Regions from separate parts of the Homo sapiens genome. Here region 1 is linked to region 2. A link is an interaction called in ENCODE POLR2A ChIA-PET data of the cell type or tissue named here. Cell type or tissue: endothelial cell of umbilical vein. All regions are shown on one strand. Links, peaks and the distances in the headings refer to the core of each region. The heading gives the core; the rest is flanking DNA. Region 1 overlaps EPN2 (epsin 2). Region 2 overlaps EPN2 (epsin 2).

Evidence for each region. ChIA-PET counts read pairs that join two places held together with the same protein. Peaks named below come from ENCODE experiments on the same cell type or tissue, not always from the same donor. Only the 100,000 strongest peaks of a DNase experiment are listed, where the experiment ranks them.
Region 1: POLR2A ChIA-PET joins it to region 2 with 10 read pairs; 6 of 35 experiments call an interaction of 5 or more read pairs at or near these places.

What each region holds. Positions count from the first base shown.
Region 1 is chr17:19,334,044-19,345,181 of GRCh38, forward strand. It overlaps EPN2 (epsin 2), which reads left to right. Exons shown (of 11, transcript NM_014964.5): 11 at 1-2,672. The coding sequence ends at 211. B9D1 (B9 domain containing 1) reads right to left here. Exons shown (of 7, transcript NM_015681.6): 6 at 9,747-9,814; 7 at 9,132-9,418. The coding sequence ends at 9,276. It overlaps MIR1180 (microRNA 1180), which reads right to left and starts at 10,531; the gene lies at 10,463-10,531. RefSeq lists enhancers at 1-558, 7,309-7,876 and a silencer at 3,949-4,158. In endothelial cell of umbilical vein, for the core only: a CTCF peak has its summit at 4,244 (motif pointing left); a DNase peak (open chromatin) is centred at 4,228.
Region 2 is chr17:19,246,858-19,262,548 of GRCh38, forward strand. All of the region lies in intron 1 of EPN2 (epsin 2), which reads left to right. Among named protein-coding and RNA genes, the nearest start is that of EPN2-IT1, 17 kb to the right of the region's middle. In endothelial cell of umbilical vein, for the core only: no CTCF peak of the experiment used is centred there; a DNase peak (open chromatin) is centred at 7,994; H3K27ac peaks cover 307 bases.

The DNA.
Region 1 (11,138 bases), core at 1-8,000, 84 kb after region 2:
CCTGGGGACCAGCACATCCTTTGGGCCTGGCCCAGGAGTGGAGTCCATGGCTGTGGCCTCGATGACCTCCGCGGCCCCACAGCCAGCTCTGGGGGCCACTGGTTCCTCTCTGACACCACTGGGCCCTGCAATGATGAACATGGTGGGCAGTGTGGGTATACCCCCATCAGCAGCCCAGGCCACTGGCACAACCAACCCTTTCCTTCTCTAGTGCCTGGGCCTGGGACCCACCCAGAGCACCTGTGCTGGAGGATGCCGAGCAGGGACTCTCGTCTGTGGGACGGGATCCAAGAGTTTGGGGATTAGGGGTATTAGGGCTTTTCAGCTCCAGCTTCCTGATGAAAGGGCTGTCTTTACAGCCCCAACCCTCAGACCCTCGCCTTCCAAGGCAGGCCCCTCAGCCTGGCCTGCTCTCACCACCTCCTCCAAAGCACTGAGGTCCTGGCAGGGCTCCTCTGAGGCCTTGGACGAGGACGTGGAGTCATCAGTGTTGCCCTTGCCCCTAACCTCAGCCCGAGGGTCTCCAGGATGTTGCCTGGCCCAGGACTTGGGACAGTGGCCTTGTCTTTGTCCTCCCCACCCCCCAGCCCTAGGGACACCCCAGGCAGTCCTGGGTGTGGACACGATGAAGCACCGGCTCCATAAGACACCTTTTGGGGAAGTGGTTGTGCATATTTTATTTTTCTTTGACTCGTGTGAGTTCAAAGTAAACACCACCACCGTGGACAACTCTTGAATTAAATCCACTAGAGCGAGCTTTAAAACTAATCTGAGCATAACCCCCAACGTGGCTCTATGCTTGTGTACCTTTGCACATATTTTGTTTAGTACAGTTTCATATTTGAGTTTGCAGAATTATCTAATAGTCTTTTTTTGGCTAATATTTTTATAACGTGGTTCTTATTTAACTGTCTAGTTTTGATAGAATTTACCAGGTCTGGCTGAATGAAGATGTTGGCACGTGTCATTTTAGTGGTTTAAATCCTCTTATTTATGGTTTTAACTCTAAGAAAATTTTAAAAGGAAGAGATGTTTGGATGACAAAAAAATGCCTTATTGAAAAACTAAAGCAAATTCTTTATAGGAAGAAAATATGGGAATTTGATTACACATAGATGATGATGTTTATTTAAAAAAAAAACAACAGCAACAAAAAATCCTAGCCTCCAGTTGCCTTTTCCTTTCTTTAGCTCCTGTTTTTGGTGAATTACTAAACTGATTGACTTTCAGCCTTTTTGGCTAGATCCTGAGAGGCTATTTTTCTTACGAATATACCAACATCCTGAAAGTTAAAGAAAAAAATCTAATGTATGAATGTGACTCACCAATTTTTATCAACTAATTCCTTTTTTTTATTAAAGGCATGCAGGGATTAACAGGACTTCTGTTTACAATGGAAATCTGAAATGGAAGAAACATCTTTAACCTTGTGTGTCTGTGATCTCCTCTGTCTTAATCCACGCTCAGGCTAAAGATGGGGATAATGTGGAAATGGCAGTTGTCCCGAGGGCGTGGGGTGGGGGGTGCTTCTGTGCCCACGGGTCCCTGGGCAACAGTCCCTAGGCTAAGACAGGGGTGGGGGGCTAAGGGACCAGGGCTGGCCCTGATCCACCTACCTGCTAACTCCAGATATTATTTTTAAGTTGGAGACCTAAAAATAATTCTCTTGTATTTTGGAGATGAAGAAAAAAGTCATTCACCTGGGAGGGATTTTTAACAAACATGCACTAATATTACCTCCCTCTTCCAAACTCCTACTGTCCTCACCTCACCCACCACTGTAAAAGTATTACGTCGTGCATTAAAGACCAGAAAAGACTTGCTTTTACCCAGGGAGGGGACATTCCCCCAATCCTGTGTCTGGGCAGCTTGCCTGGTGGATGTTTCTGGCCCTTTTTCCACCATGGGAATTTCTCACCTCTAGCTCTAAGGGCAGCTGACCACCTGCCAGCCCCTCTCTGGTTCCAGAAGATTACCCTTCGCACCGGCACAGGAGAGATCTTAAATGGTCTCTGGGCTGCTGGGACATGCAGGCTCTGAGTGGGGACTGCACCCACTCATGCTGTTCCTGAGGCCGCCCTCTCCAGTCCCAGGAGCCGTGTCTAGAGTTCCTGACCAGCCACCTTCTGCCAGAACTGCAGGCCTGCGGCTGGGTCTTAGGCTCCCGCTGCCATTTGGGTAAGCCGGTGGCTGGTCTCGTCTGCCGGGGGAAGGGTGGGGAGGTGCAATGGGATGGGAGGCAGGATGCTTGCCCAGAAAGGTGCTTTCCTTCAGACGGTGCAGGGCCTGGGCCAGCCTTACAGGTCAGTAGACTAGACTCGACTACTTGGGGTCAGTGATTCTTTTGTAACGAGTCTTTCATGATGTGACTTTGAGGCCCCAACATGACAGCCACTGGGCCACCGGGACCCAAGAAGACAGCCCCCTGCCCCATCTTCTGGCACAGGCCATCCCGAGTGCATGTCCCTGTTGCCCACTGCACTGATCATGAAGCCACCGGCCACTGCCACGCATGTTGCACCTGTGCCATCGTGCTCCCTCCTGATGGGCACCGTGGTGGAGGAAGTCACCCAGCTGTTTCTCAGTCCCAGAGGCCGGTGGCTGGTTTTGAACTTGTGTTGACTGTTGATACTTATTTACTGTATAAATATAATTTATCATTTGTACCATGATGCGGTTTCTGGCTGTGTCCTTCTCCCACCCCATCTTCATCAGTCCTGTGCCACTGGAGAGGTGGGAGATGAGGGAGCCGATTCTTGTGGAGCTTGGTCTGCAGTTATTGAGGCCACCAGCCTGGTCCTAGTGCCCGCGTGAGCTGGGCATTTGGTTGCCCCTGAACCTCAGGGAAAGGGGGTGGGAGGCGTGCCTTTTGTGAGGTGCTGAGACTGGTGGCCTGCACGGGTGTGCTGGGGGAAGTGCTAGCCACTGCCCTTTACCCTTCTGTGTCCGCCCTCTTAATGCGGCCTTGTCACTGGTGGAGGCTGCTTTGGATGAGGTGGAAGTGACAGTGTGCCGGGTCCCCAGAGGCTTCCTGTGCTCTGCCTCCTCTTGTGTCCATGCTGCAGAAGAGCTGCTCTGGGAAGCCACTGCCTGTCAGCTGAGGCAACAGAGGGAGGGAGTGCGTGGAGCTGCCCAGCCAACTGCGTGTTCCTGAGAGGAAGGGCCTGTTGGAGCCACTGGTTCTTAGGTGGCTTGCTGTGCAACAGCTGACCGACAGAGGGCCTGTGCCTCAGAGCCACCAACCAGACGAGGGCAGCGGCGGGAGGACACGTGCATCTCCAGGCAGCAGAGGTGGAAGAGGTGCTCTGGTCACGGGAAGAGGCAAGGCCGAGGCAGAGGCGGCTGGGAGACCCTGATGGGAAGGGTTGGAGAGGCCTTGAGACGAGCCTGGAGGGAGGTCTGGGACTGCCCTGCAGCCCTCTGCTCTCTGTGCAAGTGCCTGGCTCCTGGTGTCCACCCAAGGATAAGCAGACAAGCTTGACTCAGAGCTAGGAGGCTAGGGACTGGTGGCAGGGGGTGCCCGTTCAGTGCAGGGGACAGGAGAGAAAGAAGGGTGTGTGGGATGCTCTTGGTTACGCTGCAGTAACACATCTCCAGGTCTCAGCGGCTTCCCGCGGAAGTTTCTCACAGAAGTCAGTGACTCAGGGACTCAAGCCGCTTTCATCTTGAAACACTGCTATCTTTGACAGACAGCCCTGAAGGTGGCTATGAAGGGAAAAATGGACAAGGGTCAAGCATAGATTTCTTACAGCCAGGCCTGGAATTGCCTCACTGCCACTCACACCAGTGCCAGAATTAGGCCCTCGGCCCCCATCCAGATGTGGGGTGGGTGGGGATGGGCAAGTGCAGGCTTCCTTAGTGGTGGAGGGTGGGAGGTGGGGAAATGGGCTTGGTTAACATTGCCAGTCTCTATCACAGCGGACTGTCTGGCTCCCAGAGAGTTATTTCAGTCTTCTTCTCAAACATAGACAGTAAGGTCCTGTGTCCTGGGCTCTGTGGAGTACAGAGCCTTCTCCAGCAAGGCAGACACAGCCTATAAACTAGAAAGACCTATGATCTGTGCCCTTCCCCCAACAATAACAACAAAGCAGGGCAGGGGTCAGTACCCACAGTCCAGCTCCATTTGGAGGAGCAGAGAATGGGAGACTGCCCCACAGTGCTGGAAGCTGCCGCACAGACTGAGGTCGCCTTGCGGTGAGGAGGGAAAGGACCTGATGGTGCCCTGCTCTGGGCTCTGCCCCCTGGTGGGGAGCTGGCCTTTTTTGTATTCCCTTGGCTGCAGCTCTTGGGCCAAGCTCAGCTTTCTCACCTGCTGCCTGTGGGTGGATGGTTCCAGGCCAGGACCTGTTTTGAGTGAGCCAGAGGCTTCAGTCCAGGCTCATGGACTTTGCACACTTCCATCAAAAATGTGGCAATCTTTGTACTTCTAATCAGTTCCATGTACAAATAACTGCATTATTTTGGTCAGAGTGTTACTTTGGTGGCCCCTGATGGACCTTGTCTCCCAGTGTGGTCTCCGTCACCTGATGGGCGTGGCCATATGACTAGATGGGGCCAGTGCCATGATGGCAGGAGGGGCTTGATAAATGCCTGCACATGGAGCTTGACCTCTTGGCATGTTCTGCTGGCAGCCCACATGTCGTACTATGAGAACTTCAAACACATGGAGAGGCCACATGGGGGAGAACGGAGGTGTTCTGTCAGTAGCCCCCATGAGCCCCAGACAACAGCCCACCATGTGAGTAATCATCTTGGTCAGCTCAGTGGAATAGCTCTAGCCAGAATCAAGTGTAGCATAGCCACCCAGCTGAGCCCAGTCCCCTGTAGGATCATGAGTGATAAATGATAGTGGTTTTAAGTGACAAAGTTTTGGGGTAATTTGTTACACAGCAATGGACAACTCAAGCACACACATAAAATTCTTTCCTAGACATAAGCTGCCTTATTTCCTTGCTGCCTTACCTCCATGCTTCTCTCAATTTAATGGTAGCTACCATGAGGCCATCTGGGATCATGATGGGAGAGCCACCCCCTTAATTCCGTATTTACCAAAAGACCAAGTTATTTTGTTCAGATGAGAAGTTTTATTATGCCTTTATTGCTGAAAGCAATTTTGAATCTTACCTTTTCTCATTAGAGTTTGAGAAAGTCTTTTGCAACCTTTTGATGCTAATTTTTTTTAGATTGTTGCCTTTCATTTCTGCTTGCAAACTAGCCAGTTCTTTCCTCCTTACTGTGATAGCATTCCAAAATGCAGTCAACAGTAGCCAACTCACACTGCACATCCTATCTGGCCTGTCCCTTTCCCCTAGAGCTGCTGTCTCTGGGGCACATAACCTGCCTCCCAAGTTAGCATGAGAGTCTTAGCAAATGTCTTGTACTTGCATAATATAGATCTCCTGCTGTCCAGCTTATGAGCTGTATTCTTTTTGCCTGCCACGCAGCTGCTTAGCCAACAAGAGTTTGTTTTTTCTGTTTTTTGGCTACAGCAGAAACCCACTCCTGATTTTCATATCATTTGCAATAGAATAGGCTATGCAGGATCAAATAACCCCAAGCTCTCATTGGCTGAGCACAGTATCTTATGAGTGTTTCTCACTCACAAAAAGCCTAATGGAGATGTTCCTGGCAGTGCTCTGCAAGCTGGGGTGCCCAGACTCAGGCTCCTCCCTTATGATGCTGCTTTCTTCAATGTGTGCCTCAAAGGGTGCCATGGACAAGAACGAGAAGTGCTTGTGTGACCCTGAAGTGGGTCAGACCTCTCAGTGGTGAAGATCCTTTTCATACTTTGCTTTGGCTAGAACTACCCAAATGGACCCACCTTGATACAAGGGGCCTAGGAAATGTAGTCTTCTGGTGTGCCAGGAGAAAAGGGAGATAGGCTGGTCAACATGCAGCTTTGTGACACCGACAGCATGGACAGCAAGTAAGCGTGGACCTGCAGGCCGTATGCCTCGACTGTCCTCATGGAGGGGGTCCCACATGCCCAACCCCCCCCCCCCCCCGGCTTCCCGGGCACTCGCGCCTTCAGCCTCTTAAATCTCACTGCATCATCTCTTACCTTGACTGGGCAGGGATGCAAGGAGCTTTGTGAAGTGACAGTGACATTTCTGTGCCTTTGGGGCTGGGTTGTGCATTCTTTTTTGAGATGGAGTCTCCCTCTGTCGCCCCGGCTGGAGTGCAGTGGCACAGTCTTGGCTCACTGCAACCTCCACCTCCCGGGTTCAAGCGATTCTCCTGCCTCAGCCTCCCGAGTAGCTGGGATTACAGGCGCCCGCCACCATGCCTGGCTAACTTTTTGTATTTTTAGTAGAGACGGGGTTTCACCATGTTGGCCAGGCTGGTCTTAACAGTCCTGACCTCAGGTGATCCGCCTGCATCAGCCTCCCAAAGTGCTGGGATTACAGGCGTCAGCACCATGTCCGGCCTGGTTGTGCATTCTTAAAGTATTCTTGGCCAGGCGCAGTGGCTCATGCCTGTAATCCCAACACTTTGGGAAGCTGGTGCAGGCGGATCACCTGCGGTCCGGAGTGCAAGACCAGCCTGGCCAACATGGTGAAACCCTGAAACCCTGTCTCTACTAAAAATACAAAAATTAGCCAGCTTCAGTGGCAGGTGCCTGTAATTTTAAGCTACTCGGGAGGCTGAGGCAGGAGAATCACTTGAACCCGGGAGGCAGAGGTTGCAGTCAGCCAGGACCGTGCCACTGCATTCCAGCCTGGGCGACAGAGTAAGACCCTGTCTCAAAAAAAAAAAAAAAAAAAAAAAGAGTTACGCATTTTGTTGTACGTAAATGTCCCCTCAAAAGAACACACTAAAGCCAGACACTGGATTCTGGTTAATGGTAAGTGTGCTGAAATATACAGAAGGTGGAGTCCTGATTTCACAGTTTATTTTGAAATGCAATAAAAATAGGATGGATTGAAGCAGGGATGAATAGTTGGATATATGTGAATATACAAGTACGGAACAGGAAATTGGTAATGGTAAAATCTAGGTGGTGGGTATGTGGTGTTCACTGTAAAATGATGTCAACTTTTCCACATTTAGACATTTCAGTAATGTTGAGAAAAATTGGAAAATTAAACATAACCAGAAGAGGGTGACTTAGTATTTCCCAGCTGCTGACAGGCTGGACAAATGGGGCCTGAGGCTTGTACGTGCACACCACAGGCTAGAGGCTTCAGGGAAGCTTCAGGTCCCCTTGATGTGGACCAAGGCCAGTGCCCTGGGTGAGGTGAGGCCATGGACAGAGAAGACAGCTTTCCGGGGAGCTGTGATAGCTGTGATAAAATGGGGCAGAGGACAGGAGCAGCTGAGGGTGCTGGGCTTTTGCTCTGTGTCGTCCCATGACACGTGGGGCACATGTGGAGGCTGGCGTGAAGGAGCCCGTGTAGGAAAACTCACGATGGAGGGAGAAGGGGAGAAGAAAGACCCTTGAGAGCACTGTATCTCCCACACACCTGAGGCATGTCCTCAGGTAGGGTAAGGAAGGCAGCTAATGTGGGGTGGTTGTGGGAACAGAAGGGAGCGCCTTAGCTAAGCTGGCAGGGAGGGTGCTGGAGGCCTGAAGAGACAAAGGCTGTTAAGTTTCCTCAGAGAATGCATGAGGGAGTTGTCTAGGGAAACACAGACCTGGGCCATGGATGGAACGCGAGCCGTTGTGGCTCTGGGGGCTCAGGCAGGTGCAGGGCAGGCGAAGGAACAGCTGGCTGTCACCAGGGTGGAGACCTTGCCAGGTGAGCATAAACGAAGGATGGAGGGCACTATGGGAAGTGCATGCAGATGACCAAGAGTTCTAAACTGGGCTGGGAGGAAAGCAAGGAAAGAGGGGCTGATGGTTGGCGAAAAGGGGCTGGGCCAGGAGCTTGGAGGGCCTGGTGGTTTGAAGAGCACAGGGAAGCGCCACATGAGGGAGGGCCTGGCCTGAGGGAGGGATGCCTCAATCCAGACTTTGGAGGCAGTGCCTTCACCAGTAACAAGAGATATGCCTGCCTGGCTGTGAGGGGTAGAGGTGAAGACAGACTGTTCCAAGTGAGGAGGTTGAGGAAGAGGCAAGGACACACCCCTGCTCTAGGCTCACCGCACATGGGGAGTGGGAGGAAAAAGATTCCACTTAAGAGGGCTGCAGGGTACTGAGTGGGCTTCAGTAAGGCCAGAAGGCAGAGGGAACTTCCTATTCCGAGAAGATGGAATCACAGGAATTTTGCTGACAACAGACGATGAGTTTCAGAACGCACAGTGAGTTGGGGGGAGGGCACGGGAGTGCTCGTGAGATAAAAGGCAGAAGAGGGTCGGCCCAGATGGTCTCAGGGCAAGTGCCATGACGACAGTCCAGGGCAACATGGGCGAGGCTGGGAGGTGGGGGTTTGCCAGGAGCCTGTGGTTTCTCTTGGATCCCGCTGAGGGCAGTATCTAGGCTGGGGCACCATGTCTGCCGAAAGCTCAGTGGCAGGGCAGAGAGGGCCTGGGGCTGCCTCGTGAGGTGCGAGGGGTTCTTGTGAAGGTGGGGAGGCCCAGGGTCAGGGCCTCCCAAAGTAATGCTGAAGGGGCTCTGCTTCCAGAAGGGCCTGGACAACCTCAGAGGTCAGGGTGTTGAGCCAGGGGGCTCACCTTCCTCTCCTGCCAAGGGGCTGCCAGAAAGCTGGACCCCAGCCAGCGGCCTCCCACCTCTGAGAGGTTTCCAGCCCCCATCCTTGGACTGTGGGTAGGGGGGCAGAGAGGGGAGTGGGCAGGCTGAGGGTCTGCCATCCCCCGGGGTACCTCACCATTCCAGCTCCCAATAACAGGGTTCTGTCCTTGCCAAGGGAGGCTGGTGGCCAGAAGCATGGCTGAACGGGTGATTCTACTTAACCCCAAGCCTCTAAGGAGGGTGCCATGCCCAGTTAGTTCAAGGAACAATGTGTTGCGGTATAGAAAAGGCCACACAGCTTTGAGTGGCAGAACCTGGTTATGTCAAAGCTCCCATCCCACATGCCATCCTGCTGCACGGTCTGGTCTCCTGGCAGCTTCCACGGCACAAGGGGTAGGGACAGGGAGAGCCCTGGAGGTGGGGCCAGGAAAGGCCCAAGAGCCCCCAGCTCCTGTGGGGGAGGGGCTAAACAGGAGAGAAGGCAGCCCCAGGCCTAGGCTCTCTGAAAATGAGACTTTATTATACAAAACTATTCTGTGTGCCCCCAGCTCTGGCCACCAGGCTGCCCCTCAGGCCGATGGGCAGCGGCTGACTTCGGGAAGGCAGCCCTTCATTATCAGAGACTGTGCAGCCTGTGGAGCCTTCACTGGGGGAAGCTCTGGGGTGGGCTGGGCCCCAACACACCCTGTGTATCAGAAGGCCCAGTGTCATAGCCCAGTTTCCTCATGTCCTTGGTCACCACGTTGAAGAGGAGGGTGACAAAGCCCTGAGAACGGACACGGGTCACTGGGGACAGAAGGGCAGCATCAGCCAGGCTGGGCTGGGGCAGAGAGAGACCCAGGTTGATCTGGGAATCTCAGCCTCAGCGTTCTCATCTGTAAAATGGGGACAACAGTGCCTGACCCAAGCCCCTCACTGGGAGGTAAAGGGGCTGCCGGGACAGGCAGACATGACAAACCCTCTGTGCTCCAACCAGGCCCTCATCTGGGAACATTTGTGGGCTAGCTCCTATGTGCCTGGCAGGTCCCCGGCATTCACCCCAACCCTGGGCCCACCCACTCCCAGGCTGTAACCTGTATGGGGGATGGGGGTAAGAGAGGGGAGGGAGCTTTACCTTCCCGGCCTTCACCCTGAGCCACCACCTTGGGGTCTGTGTACTCGGGCCGCCGCCCCATGAACCAGCTGGGAACACAGAAGAACACAGGTGAGCAGGGCCCCACCTGGGCATTCCTGGTCTTGGACGACACTGGATGTGGGCTCTCCTCGGTTCAGAAACCAGCACTCTTGTTCCAACCGCACCCCACCCCCACCAGGAGTCAGGCCCTAAGCAGAGCCTTCCCAGTGGCTGGGCTCCAGCGTGGGGTGTCCCTTGCCGAGGTCACACAGCCTAGCCAGGCCTCATGTGCTCTGCAGCCACGCTGCCTCCGCTGGCCGGTTAGGCTTTTCCATCTCTGGCTTCCATGGGTTTGGTTCACTGGGAATGAGAGCTCAGGAAGATTCTGGGGTGGGGGTGCTACCTGAACCCCCAGAAATCCCAGAAAAGTGACAGCAGCTGAGGTGGGGGAGGGGAGGGGACAGTGTGACCCTCCAGCCTCCCTGGAAGGGGGTCCCACCCCAGAGAGTCTGTGGGGTGGGCAGAAGGGCCAGAACGGCTCCTCAGCCTTACCTCCCACTAGTGTGGGGTCCAGGACATGTCACTTCCCATCTTGGCACCCACCGCAGGCCCTGCCAGGGGCGGCACACAGCCACCAGGCTGAGCATGCGCCCTCCCCAGCCCCAGACCCCAGTTGGGCCAGGCGGGAGGCCAGGAGGCCGGGGGTGTCAGGCCCCGCCGCCGACACACCCACGCGAGCCGGAAACAACCAGGAGCACTATTCCCGGCCGGGTGGGTCCAGCAGCCGCGGGCTTCGCCCCGCCGGGACTCGCGGCCGCGCCTCCTCTGTACCACAGCTCCCAAGGTCCCCCCACGGACACACCCGGCCCCGAGGGTCGCTGGCAACCATGCCGACCCAAAAGCCCACGCACCGCCCTCCCCGCGGCCTCTCCGTCTCTGAGGTGGGCACCAGCGCTCACCTGGGGCGGCTGCAGAGGGGCCCAGGCCAGGGAGGGGCTCTCAGCTGCCGCAGAGTTGGCCTGTGGAGACCACAGCCAGGGAGCACTGCCCACCAGCCCCCAACCCCAAGGAGGGAGCCAGAGAGTGAAAGCCAGCAGGCGCTCCCCAAGGGGAAGGGATGGGCAGCCACAACCCCTGCGCCTCAGTTTCTCCTTTGGGAGAGCAAGACTCTCACAGCACCCACCTCACAAGAGGCTATGTATGAGGACTGGGGCCTGGGAGCATCCCCACTGTGCCCAGCAGATCCCATCCCGGAGCTCACATGGAGCTCCCGTTCCCACTGAATTTCTTTCCTGGGGTCCACCCGGGTGGTCTGCTTAGCTGGCTGGGGTTGGGGAGACAAGACAGGCTGTTCTGGGAGAGCATTCCAGGCAAGGACCTGAGGCAAGGAAG
Region 2 (15,691 bases), core at 3,048-11,047:
CCCGGGTTCACGCCATTCTCCTGTCTCAGCCTCCCAAGTAGCTGGGACTACAGGCGCCCGCCACCACGCCTGGCTGATTTCTTTTTGTATTTATGGTAGAGAGGGGGTTTCACCGTGTTAGCCAGGATGGTCTTGATCTCCTGACCTCGTGATCTGCCCACCTCAGCTTCCCAAAGTACTGGGATTACAGGCGTGAGCCACTGCGCCCAGCCCCCTGTGTGCCTTTTTGATACTCAGAGCTGTCCTGGGATATAATGACTATACTATGGATGACAAAATTTGGGAAACATCTGATTGGAGAAAGAATTTGTATGTCACTTTATGAGAAGCAGCTGGGAGATGTAGAAGTATGGGCATTTCAAGGACAGTTTCATGACTGAGGCCAGTGTCAACCTGAAAAATATGGAACACGTGATCTAGAGGCAAATAATGGTTATAAATGAAATGCCACCAAGAACTTAATCTAATTGAGAAGACAAAGTTACTATTTGTGAGACAGAAGCTAGCAGTTTGTTGAGCCATGATTTTGATTCTTTGTCAGGGGGTCAAGAATGGAGAAAAAATTTAGAAGTCAGGGAAGCTATCAGGAGAAGGTAGGATTTGAGCTGGACCTTGAAGAACAAGAAACAGTATCCCTAAGTGGAAGGCAGATGGGAAGGTATTTCGGATCTCAGGAACAGCAGGAGTTAAAGCTTGAGATGGGATGGGGTAGGTGCTTGAGTGTGTGCTGGCTCCTGCAGCTGGTGACGGGTGGATGCCTGCTGGGAGCAGTGAGCTCCCAGGTGGCCAGATGGCCACTGGCTCTGATGAGACAGCAGCCTTGGGGTTTGGTTTTCTGGGTAGTAGGGAGCAGGGTAGGTCTTGAGTGGGTGCCACCTCAAGTGTTTGAGAAGGGGGCCCTGCGGAGTAATCTCTGTGGGTGGGGGCCTGGCCCAGACTGGCTTCCTGAGACTGGCTAGATAGCAGTTCTAGAGATGGAGAATGAAGAGAAGCCAGAGTTGAGTTGTGTTTAGGGAGTAAAGGGGGCCTCAGTGCTGGCTGGGAAGTTTGGATTTGACTCCCTGGGAGCCTGCAAATCATGTGGCCTGGAAAGCTAGAAAAATGCCCATGATGGGGCCCTACCCCAGACCAATCAAGGGGGAGCCAGTAATTTTTAGAAGTGCCCCCAGTTAATTCTCATAGTCTGTGTGGGTTGAGAAGCTGAGCTGTGTGCTTGGAGGAGCCTCTGGGAGTGTCAGGGATTGGAAGGGGAAAATTGAAGCCAGAAGAAGCCTTTGAAGTAATGTGGTGCGGGGACTGGGTTCCTGAGCTATTGTAGAATGACTGTGGATTGGCTGGTGGAATCAGGGCTGGAGAGGAACTGGCAGAAATGATCACCCTGGCTGAAATACGCCTCTAAGCTACCTTGGTAAATAAAGAAGGACAGCTTAGTAGAAAGTTTAAACAAGGGATGGGCAGAAGAGACTGTGATCCACCTATTTGGCAAGCCTCCTTTCAACCTGCATTTTAGCCACAGAGCAGGCACAGCAGGTTCTTATCTGTTCTCTCAAGCTTGCTAGCCAAGTTCCTCCCCACACCCTAAATTGTAATGACTGCAGCAGATGGTACATGTAAAATTTTAAATTACATTTCTTTAATTTTATTAAAGATAGTTGTAATGTGGAGTTACTAATTTAGATAGATTCAGTTTATTAGTCAAAGTCTAGAAGTGGGATTTTACATGGTACAGTTAATGCATGTCACAGTGTCATTGTAATATATGGTATTTCAGTCAAAAAATGAGTTTATAGTCCACTTCATTTATTCTTTACTTAATGCTTATTGAGCACATATGTATTATGTGCTGTTGGCTGGGAACGCCTGAGTGAATAAAATTTAAGTTCCTCTTACATTTCAAAATAGTTTTTGGTCTGCAGATGGTGGCTCTTGCCTCAGTAACAAGTAATATTAGCTTTGGGAGATAGCTGGGGGAGGGAAGTTTAGAAAGTGGTGTCAGACACTAGAATGGAACCTGGGAACCAGAGAAGGCTTCGAGGAAATAGTATGTGAGTCGAGTCTTGAAGGAAAAGTGGGAGTTCTCAGGGACAGAGATGAGAGGATCCCTGGCCGAGGGAGCTGCATTATGCAGAGGCCTGAGCTGAGCAAGGAGGGCGCAGAGGAGGAAGAGCTGGACATGTGGCAGAGGCCCAGCTGCCTGCTGACCAGACTCTCCAGGCAGGACAGGCGAGCTTGGTGAGGTTTGACTCATGGGCTGTGGTTTTCACGTAGCCTTTTGGCGGTGAGTGGGCAGGACTGTGGGCCTTCCACCCCACCTCTAATCAGAGCATCTCTGTGCTGGTGAAAGTGGGGAGCTAAAAAGAGCCCACTTGAGAAGTGTTCCTCTGCTGTTGAAGAACAACCGAAGTTATCTGGAGCTGCAGTGAGCAAGCTGGCACCCTGAGGGTGGCTGGGAGGGAGAGGTTGGAGGTTTCTTCCAGAGGACCTGAAGAGCCCTCACTTTTTTCTGTTTGCAGTGAGATGGATGTTCCCTCCTCTACTCCAGGCCAGTTTCCCAAGGCCTCTGGGTAATGTCTATGTGATTAAACAGTCTCTTGGGAATAGAACTCCTTTCAGTTAAGCAGCTCTATTTTCCAGAAATCCCTGGATAATTTTATGACCATGTGGTAAAGGTAAGGGACCTTGCGTTAACTTGGGGTGAATGTCAGAGAGCTGCTGTGTGCTAGGCTCCGTGCTGGGCACCCAGGAAATAGTCCTTGCCCTTGACTCTGCCCAGTCTGGACTAGAAAAGTGGTCCTTAGGTGGATTGAGCTCACAGATGTGTTTTGTTTGTGCCTCTTTCTAAACATTGAAATTGGTTGCTCTGTCAGTTTCCTATGGCTGCTGTGACAAATTGCCACAAATGCAGTGGCTTAAAACAATGCAGTTGTATAGGCGGGAAGTCCGACACAGGTCTTAATGGGCTGGGGTCATGGTGTAGTTAGAGCTGGTTCCTGCTGGAGGCTCTGGGGGGGAACCCGTTTTCTCTGCCTTTCCAACTTCTTGAGGCCTTTTGTGTTCCTTGGCTCGTGCTCCTTCCATCTTTAAAGCCAGCTGCGGTTTTCCACTCTTTCCCACGTGGTTTCTCTCTGACCCTGACTCTTCTGCCTCCCACTTCCACTTTTAAGGATCCTTGTGATTACGTTGGGCACACTGAATAATCCAGGATACTATGTTTTAAAGTCAGCTGATTAGAAACTGAATTTTTTTTTTTTTTTCAGACGGAGCCTCTCTCTGTCTCCTAGGCTGGAGTGCAGTGATGCCTATCTCGGCGCACTGCAACCTCCGCCTCCCTGGTTCAAGGGATTCTCCTGCCTCAGCCTCCCGAGTAGCTGGGATTACAGGTGTGCGCGACCATGCCTGGCTAATTTTTGTATTTTTTAATAGAGATAGGGTTTCACCATGTTGGCCAGGCTGGTGTCGAACCCCTAACCTCAAGTGATCCGCCTGTATCAGCCTCCCAAAGTGCTGGGATTACAGGCGTGAACCACCATGCCCTGCCTAGAAACTTAAATTCTAACTGCTACCTTAATTCTCCTTTGCCACAAAACCTAACATATTCACAGGTTCTGAGGTTAAGATGTGGTTATCTTTGGGAGGCCACTATTTGTTGGTCATAGTTGCCAATATTAAAAACAGGAGATCTTACATAGCCTCCTAGTCTTGCAGCTTCATTGACAAATCAGAACACTTGGCAGCCTGGGGCCTGTACTGTTGCCTGGTAACAGTGGGTCAGAGCCAGTGTCGGCGCCATCTCTAGTTGGGGCTTGCGGGTGCCAGTTCTCCACAGACTTCCACCCTCCACATGGTGCCTGCTTATTTCCCCTGGTTGTCTGGTCCCTGCTCTGGGGACACAGGGGCTTACACAGAGTCCAGTCAGGGCAGAATCCCCAACGCAGGGTGGCTGAGTTTGTCTACCTTTCTGTTCATACCCTGCTACTTGCCCCCCTGCACCTCCCCCCTCACTTACTGCCTCTATACCCTTTCCCTGAAGCCTCTTCTGCCTCTGCCTGGCACACACTGTCCCTCCTCCTCTCTGTGCCCTTCTCTCTCTGACCCAGGGCTCTACATTCTGCAGCATCTCTGGTGCTATTTTAGGTGGGATTGTTTGTGCCATGATTCCTTGTCTCTTGTCCCCTCCTTTTCTGGCACCCAACACTAGTACATTCTGATGCCTTCCCTTTTATGTCTTGCATTGGTGTTTGTGAAAAGCAAGTCTTTATAGTGTACCTTTAGAGCAATATCCATTAAAAACCAGGATCACACAACAAGCATGTAGTTGAACATCTGTGTGCCTTGCACTCTCCTAGACATTGGGAATGCCATGGGGACTCCTGCCCTACCTCTAGTTCTAGAAGAGGGATAGGGGAAACAAATGGATAGGCAATCACAGTGTCAGCTTCTTACTGCATCTGGAGAGGCAGGATCTTGCTTCCTTCAGCTCCCAAGCCTGGAGGTGAGCTCTCTTTGCACTGTGTGTTGGGTGGGGTTGTTTGTGGGGCTCTGTTAAAAGCGTTTCAGTGGAAGATCCCTGAGTTTGCAGACATCGCCTGGACCCCCAGCTTGTAGTTGAATTTTTTTTTTTTGAGAAGTGCAGTTGTGTAATCTCAGCTCACTGCAACCTCTGCCTCCCAGGTTCAAGCGATCCTCTTGCCTCAGCCTCCTGAGTAGCTGGGATTAGAGGTGCACGCCGCCACTCCTGGCTAATTTTTGTATTTTTAGTAGAGACAGGGTTTCACCATATTGGCCAGGCTGGTTTTGAACTGCTGACCTCAGGTGATCTGCCCACCTTGGCTTCCCAAAGTGTTGGGATTACAGGCGTGAGCCACTGCACCCGGCCAGGTAGTTGAGTGTTGAGCAGGCAACTTGGAAGCTTGGATATCATACAGGTTGAGTATCCCTTGTCTGAACTGCTTGGGACTAGAAATCTTTTAGATAGTAGACTTTTTTGGATTTTTCAGTGTTTGCATATGCATAATGAGATATCTTGGGGATGGAACCCAAGTCTAAACGTGAAATTCATTTATGTTTTGTGTATACCTTACACCCATAGCTTGAAGATAATTTTATATAATATTTTAAATAAGTTTGTGTACAAAACAAAGATTTGACTGCATTTTGATTGTGACCCCGTTGCATGAAGTCAGGTGTGGAGTTTTCCACTTGTGGTATCATGTTGCTGCTGCTCAAGAAGTTTCTGATTTTGGAACATTTTGGATTTTGGATTTTCACATTAGGGATACCTAATGTGAGAGAGACTAGGCCGCACAGCTCCCTGCACTGCTGCCTGGTGGTCTGAACTGGGGCTCTGATTGTTTTCTGAGGGGCCTTTTGTGTGCCTTCTGTGAAGGGGCCTGCATTGAGTGAGTCTACACTGTTGGGCTCAGTGTGGAGCATACCTGGTTGAGCCACCAGAGTTTGACAGCTTAAGGGCAGCCTGTCATTTTATCTACAGAGTATATTAATGATAAAGATCTTTGGAAACTTACTTAAAAACAAAATGAAACATTTCATGATGGAGGATTTCAAACAGAAAAATAGAATAATTTAGTGAACTCCCATCACTTAGCTTTAACAGTTAATTCTAGGCTCCCCCTACCTCAGATGATTTTAAAGCAAATCCCAGTATTCACTTTATTGGAAAATGCTTCAATACATATCTCTAACAGATAATGGACTCTTTATAAACTTATTTTTAAGTGAAGACTGACCACCAGCCTTCCTAATTCTGATTTTCATATTTCTGTGTTTGAAGCTGATTTTTTAAAATTGTGGAATAATGATTATATTTACACAAAATCTTGATTGATTGACTGAGATAGGGTCTTGCTCTGGCCCCAGATTGGAGTACAGTGGTGTGATCTCTGCTCACCGCAACCTCCGCCTCCTGGGCTCAAGCCATCCTCCCACCTCAGCCTCCTGAGCAGCTGGGGCTACAGGTGCGTGTCACCATCGCCGGCAAATTTTTTGTATTTTTTTTAGAGATGGGGTTTCACCATGTTTCCCTGCTCCAGACTGGTCTTGAACTCCTGAGTGCAAGAGATCTGCCTGCCTGTGTTGGCCTCCCAAAGTGCTGGGGTTATAGGCATGAGCCACCACACCCAGTCACCATGTTAAGGATTTAAAAGTGAACAATTCTGTGGCATGTGGTACATTTATAGTGTTGTGCCACTATCTAGTTTCAGAACTTTTTCATCACTCCAAAAGAAAATCCATACTCATTAGGTAGTTGCTCCTCAATTTCCCCAGCCCCTGGTATCCGTTAACCTACTTTCTGTCTCTATGGGGTTTGCCTATTCTGGACATTTCATATAAATGCAGTTATACAATATCTGGCTTTTTGTATTGGCTTCCTTCACCTAGTATGTTTTCCAAGTTCATCCATGTTGTAGCATGGATCCAAACTTGATTCCTTTTTATGACCAAATAATATTCCATTGTATGGATATACCACAATTTATTTATTTAGTGGTGGACACTTGGGTTGTTTCCACATTTGGCTATTGTAAATAGTTGCTTTTTTTTTTTTTTTTTTTTTTGATACAGGGTCTCACTCTGTCACCCAGGCTGGAGTGCAGTGGTGTGACCATGGCTCACTGCAGCCTTGACTTCCTGGGCTCAAGGGATCTTCCCACCTCAGCCTCCTGAGTAGCTGGGGCTACAGGCCTGGCTAATTGTTGTATTTTTTGTAGAGACAATGTTTCAGTGTTGCCCAGGCTGGTCTCGAACTTCTAGGTTCAGGTGATCCGCCTGCCTCAGCCTCCCACAGTGTTGGGATTATAGGTGTGAGCCACTGTGCCTGGCCAATAGTTGCCATTTTAATTTAACTTGTCATTGCTTAATTTGAAATATGGTGATGTGCTGCCTGGATCAAAAAGAAAATGTCACATGTGAGAGGGCAAGACAGTGATCTGCTCTTGACTCTATTTATTGCAATAAACACATTTTGAAAGAACTTATAACAGTCGTGGTGGCTCATACATGTAATACCAGCACTTTGGGAGACTGAGGCAGGATCACTTGAGGTCAGGAGTTTGAGACCAGCTTGGCCAACATGGTGAAAACCCTGTCTCTACTGAAAATACAAAATTAGCCAGGTGTGGTGGTGCACATCTGTGGTCCCAGCTACTCAGGAGGCTGAGGCAGGAGAATCACTTGAACCCAGGAGGCGGAGGTAGCAGTGAGCCATGATCACGCCACCGTACTCCAGCCTGGGCGACAGAGCAAGAATCTGTCTAAAAAGAAAGAGAGAGAGAGAGAAAGAGAAAGAAAGAAAAAAAGAAAGAAGGGAGGGAGGGAGGGAAGGAAAGGAAGGAAAGGAAAAAGGAAAGGAAAGGAAGGAAGGAGAACTTATAACTGAAGTATAGTAAATGTAACAGAGCTCACGCCTGTAATCCCAGCACTTTGGGAGGCCAAGGCCGGTGGATTACTTGAGGTCAGGAGTTCCAGACCAGCCTAGCCAACATGGTGAAACCTGTCTCTACTAAAAATACAAAAATTAGCCAGGCGTGGTGATGCATGCTTGTAATCTCAGCTACTCGGGAGGCTGAGGCAGGAGAATCCCTCGAACCCAGGAGGCAGAGGTTGCAGTGAGCTAAGATCGCACCACCGCACTCCATCTTGGGGGACAGAGCGAGACTCTGTCTCAAAAAAAACAAAAACAAAAACAAAAACAGAAAACTGTACTATATATAATGTTAGTATGTAAGGGACTTAGAGGCCTCTTCTGATTGTTTCTGGTGACCATTAGTCCTGCTTAACAGACTGGTAGTCTGATGGGCAAACCCCACCCTTCTTAGTCTTGAGGTTTGAGGATGAGTAGTGGCCTTTCTGAGCACTGGAATGGAGGTGGGTGATCAACAGCCTCTGGGACTTTTCCCCACTCCTGAGTTACAGGGACAGACTTCTGTTTTCATGAGAGTCATTGACAAAGGAGCTTGTTTTCCTGGATACCAAGTCTGTGTCTTTGTTTATGTACCTCAGCGACATAGGCAAAGAGTCTGTGCCTTTGTCTTACGTTTGCATTGTTGTGATGGCATGGTTGTCAGTGTGGAAAGTGAAGTGGATTTGGTGGTGTGTTTCATGTGCAGGGCATTGGTTTCAGCTAAGAGTTTGTTTCCAGCTAGGAGTTAGAGGGCAGCCTCTAATGAGTGGCCAAGTGCTGACTGGTGGGCACCCTTCTCAAGGGCTACTTCTGTGGAACTGTGCTTTGAGAGATGCAGTAAGAAGTAGCCTGTGTCACGTCTTTGGTGGATGTGGTCACAGCGTTGGGGTGCATACTCCGCCGCATCATGCTGTATGTCTTCTTTTGGAGGGTGTGAGGGAGGCATTTATCTCAGGTCCCAGGACAAGGAGAATCTTCTGTAGTGAATCTGGTTTGTTTTTTATCTTGTGGAGAGTGTGAATTCTCTGGCCACTAGGAAGCTCAGTTCAGAGCCATCATTTCCTAGCTGTAATGTGACCTGCACTTTGGGTTCTAACCTGGCCTTCTGGCTCAACTCCTCCACCCCCTATTTCCTTATTGCTTGAGTTTCTTCATTTACTTTATTTATTTATTTATTTATTTATTTATTTATTTATTTATTTATTTTCTTGTGTTCTCTGGATTTCTTTAACCCAGTGAGTCTCAACTTTGACTGTACCTTAATCAGCATCCTCTGGGGAGAGTTTTTTTTTTTTTTTTTTTTTTAAGTGCCAGTGCTTGGCCCCCATCCCTTATGTTTGATAGATTGGATTGATTTTTTTTGAGACAAAGAGTCTTGCTCTGTTGCCCAGCTGGAGTGTGGTGGCTCACTCATAGCTCACTGTAGCCTCTAGCTCCTGGGCTCAAACAGTCTTCCCTCCTCAGCCTCCTGAGTAGTTGGGATTACAGGCATATTCAACCACATGTGGCTAATTATTTATTTATTTGTAGAGACAGGGTCTCATTTTGTTGCCCAGGCTGATCTTGAACTCCTAGCTTTAAGCAATCCTTCTGTCTCGGCCCCCCAAAGTGTTGGTATTACAGACATGAGTCACCAAACCCAATCCCTCCTGTTTTTTATTTTTTATTTATTTTTTTTGAGACGGAGTCTTGGTCTGTTACCCAGGCTGGAGTGCAGGGGCGCGATCTCAGCTCACTGCAAGCTCTGCCTCCTGGGTTCATACCATTCTCCTGCCTCAGCCTCCCGAGTAGCTGGGACTACAGGTGCCCGCCACCACGCCCGGCTAATTTTTTGTATTTTTAGTAGAGACGGGGTTTCACCATGTTAGCCAGGATGGTCGCGATCTCCTGACCTCGTGATTTGCCCACCTTGGCCTCCCAAAGTGCTGGGATTACAGGCATGAGCCACCGCGCCTGGCCCCAGTCCTTCCTGTTGTAATTGTTCTGGGATGGGGCCTGAGCAAAAATGTTTCCAAAATTCTCCAAAAGCTGGGCGTGATGGCTTGCACCCATTATCCCAGCTACTCAGGAGGCTGAGAGGGGAGAATTGCTTGAGACCAGAAGTTTGAGGCCAGTCTGGGCAACATAGCAGGACCCTGTCTCAAAAAAAAAAAAAAAAAAAAAAAGTTCCTTAACAATTTGGATGTGTGGCCAGGTTTGAGAACTGCTGCTTTAGGCCATTTCATGTCTTTTTAGCATCAAGGCAGGGATAAGTAATCAAAAAGGATGGAGTCTGGGAGGATAGAGGGACCAAAGGCCAGTGGTATGAGCTCAGAGAAGCCTCGTAAAGGGGATTATATAGCGTCCAGTGGTTTTCGGCTGGTGGCACCCCGTGGGAAAGCTCTGAGGGGCTCCTCTCCTTGTCTAGAACCACAGGAGAGAGACTCAGCTCCTGGAGCTGAGTGACTTAAAATTTAGCTGTGAAGTCCATGGGCCTGTCTAATGGTGGCACAGCTTTGTAACAGGGTCTTCTGGGCCTTTCAGGACCCAAGTCCCACACTTGGAGCCTGATTTGTGCTTAATACCTATTTGCTGTATAATGTGATTGCAGAGAAGACTTGACAAATAAAGAGAACATTTAAAACATGGTCTTTGCAACTAATCTGGTCCTTCCTGTGCTTTAAAAAAGAAAAAAATTCCCACTGTCCCTGCTTTAAAGAGAAACAAGAAATTACAAAAGAAAACACAGACTTTCTTGATTTAAAAGAATACTGGTAGAAGAAAATAGCAAGTCGCACAAGAAATTACTATGTAATCTGACTGCAAAGTGTTGGGTAGATTTTAACATTTGAAGAAAAATGTTTCTTTAAGCAAATGAAACCCTAATTTCTCCCTTCCCCCTCCAAAAAACCCCCTAGATTTTCATTTAGCTATTTTGTCTTTGAACAAAAATCTTGCTTTTTCCCCCTTCTTTGCCTTTGCCCTCTGGTAATCAGTAGTTTCCAAAGACTGTGTAAAAGTCAGGTCTACCAAAACAGAATATATGCCACATGGTGTTTGCAGGCTGTGTTTCTTTTTTGTGCTAGGTCCCATGGAGATTGTTTGGAATGCCTGTTTTAATGGTCATCAGAGAAAATTCGGAAAGTATGCCTAAGTAGGATGGACCAAACTAGCACTTGACCTATAGCCTTAGGACCTATACGTCAAGTCCTAGTTCGGTCTGTAATCAATGTTAATATTTTGATTTATTTTCTCTCTCTCTCTCTCTTTTTTTTTTTTTTGACACGGGGTCTTGCTGTCACCCAGGCTGGAATGCAATGGTGCCATCTTGGCTCACTGCAACTGCCGCCTCCCGGGTTCAAGTGATTCTCCTGCCTCCACCTCCCGAGTAGCTGGGACTACAGGCATGTGCCACCATGCCTGGCTAATGTTTTGTATTTTTAGTAGAGACAGGTTTTTGCATGTTGACCAGGCTGGTCTCAAATTCTTGACTTCAGGTGATCCACCCGCCTTGGCCTCCCAAAGTGCTGGGATTACAGGTGTGAGCCACCACACCCAGCCCGGTTTATTTTCTCTAGGTAAATTGTGTTTGTTTAGTCCTCAGGGGTCTTTATGACCTCTGTAGCCATCATGGGATGGCTCAGAGCTTTCCCTTGACTGGCTATACTGGGAAGAGGTCAGCTGCCCCCTGTGATTTGTTTTCTATTCAAGGAAGCTTTTGGTCCCAGTCTCCCATGTTCCAGGTGGTAGGTGTCCCGCAGCCCGTCAGAGGTTTGGGAGGCCAGGAGGGAGCTGTCTAGTAGGGGAGAGGCTTTGCTGGACTTATAGGGCGTGTTAACCAGTTAGATGTGGGTGAGGGAAGAGGAATAAGCACTGACTCAGGTGGCTGCTGGTGCTGGTGCTGATGCTGATGCTGAGACAGTGTGGAGGAGAAAATTGGTCTGGTGAGGAAGATGATTTCAGTGCTGGACAATGGGACCAAAAACTGCTAGCCCTGTGTGCACTTCAGAGGCTTCCAGAATGGGGCAGAAACACTTACTGCTCTCTGGGCTTCAGTCTCCCCATCTATGATATAAATGAGAGAGTGGGACTAAGTGGTCGCCAGGTCCTTCCCAATGCCAGCGTGCTTTGATTCTGTCTTTTAAGACTCTGCCTTCCTGGGTGAGAGTCGCATTCCTGTCAGCAGCTATCTGGTTGTTTCTAAGCATATTCTTCTCCGTTTGGTGACGTTGGGTTGGGTTGGGTTGACAATGGGAAATTGGCAGTGGGTGTCAGCATATTCTTTCCACACAGTTTATTGCCTCTCTTTTCAGGAGTTTTCAGAAGGGAAAACAGGCCAATTCCTCAGGAAATGTGTTTGCCTGAGACTCAGCAGCTAACTGTGATTTAACCTAGAGAGCTAGTCCAGGCTGTGGGTCTAGCCAGTGTCTAGTAATTTCCTTCTGGGGGCCCTTGGCGTCGATGCTGCGTGTGGACAGCGCGGTTTGTGAGACCCTGTGAGCAGGGTTCCCACACAGGGAAAGGTCTCTGGTTCCCTGCCCACTGGTGTTAGGCCCACCTGACTGGTCACAGAGCCAACCCCAGCCTTCCCACAAGAGTGCAGCCACAGGGGTGAGACCGCTGTGTCAATGAGTCTAGCCGACGGCCCACCACGTGTGTGGCCCATACACATTGGAAGTCTATGTGTGTGCCACATCATATTACCAACTGGTGGATATTTAAGAAATCCATTTGATAGAATTAAAAGGCTACTGTGAAGGAATCTTTTTTCCATTTGGAAGAAAAAATCAGTTTATAATTTGGAATGGGGAAACAAATATTATCTGCCTTCAAAGAAAAAAATTCATTATATAACATAGCGGCTGCTGAATCAAGTCTTGGAAATTTGTGATTTTTTGAAAACCGCCCTATAAGGCTTATGGAAATACAATTTGGAATCCATTAGCTTCAGGTGTTTCTCCTTTTGGTGATAGGGAAACATGGTTTTGCTGCTGTTTTTGTCAAATGTGAGAGTCGTAGGTTATTGATCTGGCATCTTTTGAGTGTTGGGTCTTTTTTTTTTTTTTTTTTTTTTGAGATGGAGTCTCATTCTGTCACCCAGGCTGGAGTGCAGTGGCACGATCTCGGCTCACTGCAAGCTCCACCTCCCGGGTTCACACCATTTTCCTGCCTCAGCCTCCTGAGTAGCTGGCACTACAGGCGCCTGCCACCACGCCTGGCTAACTTTTTGTATTTTTAGTAGAGACGGGGTTTCACCGTGTTAGCCAGGATGGTCTCAATCTCCTGACCTTGTGATCTGCCCGCCTCGGCCTCCCAAAGTGCTGGGTTTACAGGCATGAGCCACAGCGCCCGGCTGAGTATTGGGTCTTTAGGGGTCAAAACTTTTGATCTTTGCTTGCAGTTTTTGTTTTTTTCTCTTTTACACTCTCCCTGTTCCCTGATTAAATGAAGGCCAGGCTTGCCTAGTTCCAGGGAAAAGGCCAAGGGTGCCTAGAGCAAGGTGGATGGGACTTTGTTCGCAGATGGGCCTTGAGAGAGCGACCCCTCGCTCCTAAATGCCCGGAGGAAGGGACGGACTTCTTTATCTTTACCATGGGTATTCTGCCTTACTGCTTTGGCCTGTGGCGTTTCTTCACTTGCTTTTCCTCATTTTGCTTGGAATGTGCTTTGCCTGTTGCATACCCACCTCGTCTGCCCCCTTGCACACTCCATGGCTGGCCTAAAAGCCCAGTCTGCTGTCCTGTGCCCTTTAGACTTCCACTGTAGGATTATGTTTCCACACTCCCTGTGGACTGTGCCACTGGAGCTCTCTGCAGACAGGGACTGTGTCAGGTTGACCTCCATCCTTCAGCACCAGCCCAGTGCCTGGCAGGTAGCAGGAAAGCAGAAGCTGAGGAAGGACTTGCTGCACAAGTGGATGCCAGGAGCTCTGGTTCTTCCCTTCTTGAATCTGCTACCTTATGATGGGAGGGACACAGGGCTGTGCTGGATTTGTGCACGATGCTTTGGACAGCCCATGGGAGAGGGCCAGGAGGAAGGAAACCCAGACTGAGTGGATAGCAGGCTGGATGGGGGCATTGACAGTGGGGGAAGCATTAAAGGCCATTTATAGCCTTCCAAATGTGAAGCTGGAGGGGCCTGGAAGAGAGTCACAGAAAGGAAGGGACAGACGCGGGACGGTGCAGGGTCCCTGCCCTCCAGCTTCACAGGTCTTGGTAATGGGCTCTTACACGGGTTGGTGGCGGAAGGACACAGGTGGACCTGGGCTGGTGGTCACTCCTGGGCTGCTCTTGGCCCTGGCATCTGAGACCTGTTGGCCAAAGGCTTTGATGTGGCTCTGGTATTTTTTCTTTTTTTTGAGAATGGAACTTTTTTTTTTTTTAATGAAATGCTCTTTTGAATAGGCAATACAGTCACGTTTCTAAAATGAAAATATATTAAAATATATTTTAAGAAATTTTGCCCCTCACTCCTGATCTCATCTCTGTCCTCCCTCCTCCCTGGTAACCACCTGTAGCAGTTTGAATACCCTTCTAGTTTTTCTTAATGCAAGTACAGCAAACACAAATTGTGTATTATTATTTCTCCCTTTTCAGTAAATGAAAGATAGCATTCTGTGTGTACTGTTCTTCATCTTGTGCTTTTTTTAACTTATTGTAGAGATTTTTCCATATCAGTGCATGGAGAATGGTTGTCATTCTCTTTCAGCTGTGTTGCACTGTGAAGTTGTCCCTGTTTGAATACTCACCCCTGAGGAAAGGCACCTGGCTGTTTCCAGCTTGTTTCATGACATGCCGGCGACAGTTGTCTCACGTGCACATCGTTTCCCACATTGCAGTGGTCCTGCAGGGTGGCATCCCGCAGGCACATTGCTGAGTCAAAGAGGAAACACAGTTGTAATTTTGACAGATTTTGCCCAGTTGCCCTCTACAGGGCTTGTTCCATGTTGCACTCCCACTGGCGGTGTTGATGCCTGATTCCCCACTGACTCGTCAACACAAGGTGTAGTCAAATGCTTGGAGTTCTGCCAGCCTGACACTTGTAAATAATATCTCAGTATAGTTTTAATTTGTATTTTTCTGAAGAGGAGCTGATCATGTTGTCATATGTTTAAGGACCATTTATAGTTTTCTGTGGACAGTTCTTCGATTTTTCTCTTGGGTTATTGGTTTTTTCTCAATTTCTGAAGGTGTTTTTTATATTTTTGGAAGGTTAGTTCATTGTCTTATGAGTTATAAATTTTTTTCAGGCTAGGAATTATTCTGATCTAGGCAGAGTCTTTAAATAATTCTATTCCTCCCCTTCCCTCTGCCCCATCTCCTTATGTTTGAAGATTTGGACAGTGGCTTTGGGACAGAACCACACCTTTGGCTTCCTTCCAGGATTTAAGTTAATTGGCCTTAGACACATTTTCGGTATGAACTTATGATAGCGTGGATGTGTTTGAGGTGTATCAGGATGGGCTACATGATGTGAGAACAGCCAACCCTCTCACCTCAGTGGCCTAACAGCAGAGGCTCATTTCTTTTTCATGGGGCATGTCCAGTGTATGTAGTCAGGAGACTTCACTCATAGTCACTCATGAACCTAGGATGATGGTGGCACAAGCTTTTTGTTTTGTCTTATTTTGTTTTGTTAACAGTTTTATTGGCTGGGAGTGGTGGCTCACACCTGTAATCCCAGGACTTTGGGAGGCCAAGGTGGGTGTATCACTTGAGGTCAGGAGTTCGAGACCAGCCTGGCCAACGTGGTGAAACCCATCTCTACTAAAAATACAAAAATCAGCCAGGCATGGTGGCGCATCCCTGTAGTCCCAGCTACTTGGGAGGCTGAGGCAGGAGAATTGCTTGAACCCAGGAGGCAGAGGTTGCAATGAGCTGAGATTGTGCCACTGCACTCCAGCCTGAGCAACAGAGCAAGACTCCATCTAAAAAAAAACAGGCCAGGTGCAGTGGCTCATGCCTGCAATCCCAGCACTTTGGGAGGCCAAGGCGGGCGGACCACCTGAGGTCGGGAGTTCAAGACCAGCCTGACCAACATGGAGAAACCCTGTCTCTACTAAAAATACAAAATTAGCTGGGTGTAGTGGCACATGCCTGTAATCCCAGCTACTTAGGAGGCTGAGGCAGGAGAATCGCTTGGACCCAGGAGGCGGAGGTTGCCGTGAGCCGAGATCACACCACTGCACTCCAGCCTGGGCAACAGGAGCGTTAAAACTCCATCTCAAAAACAAAACAAAACAAAACAAAAACAGTTTTATTGATGCATAATTTATTTGCCATGCAATAAAGT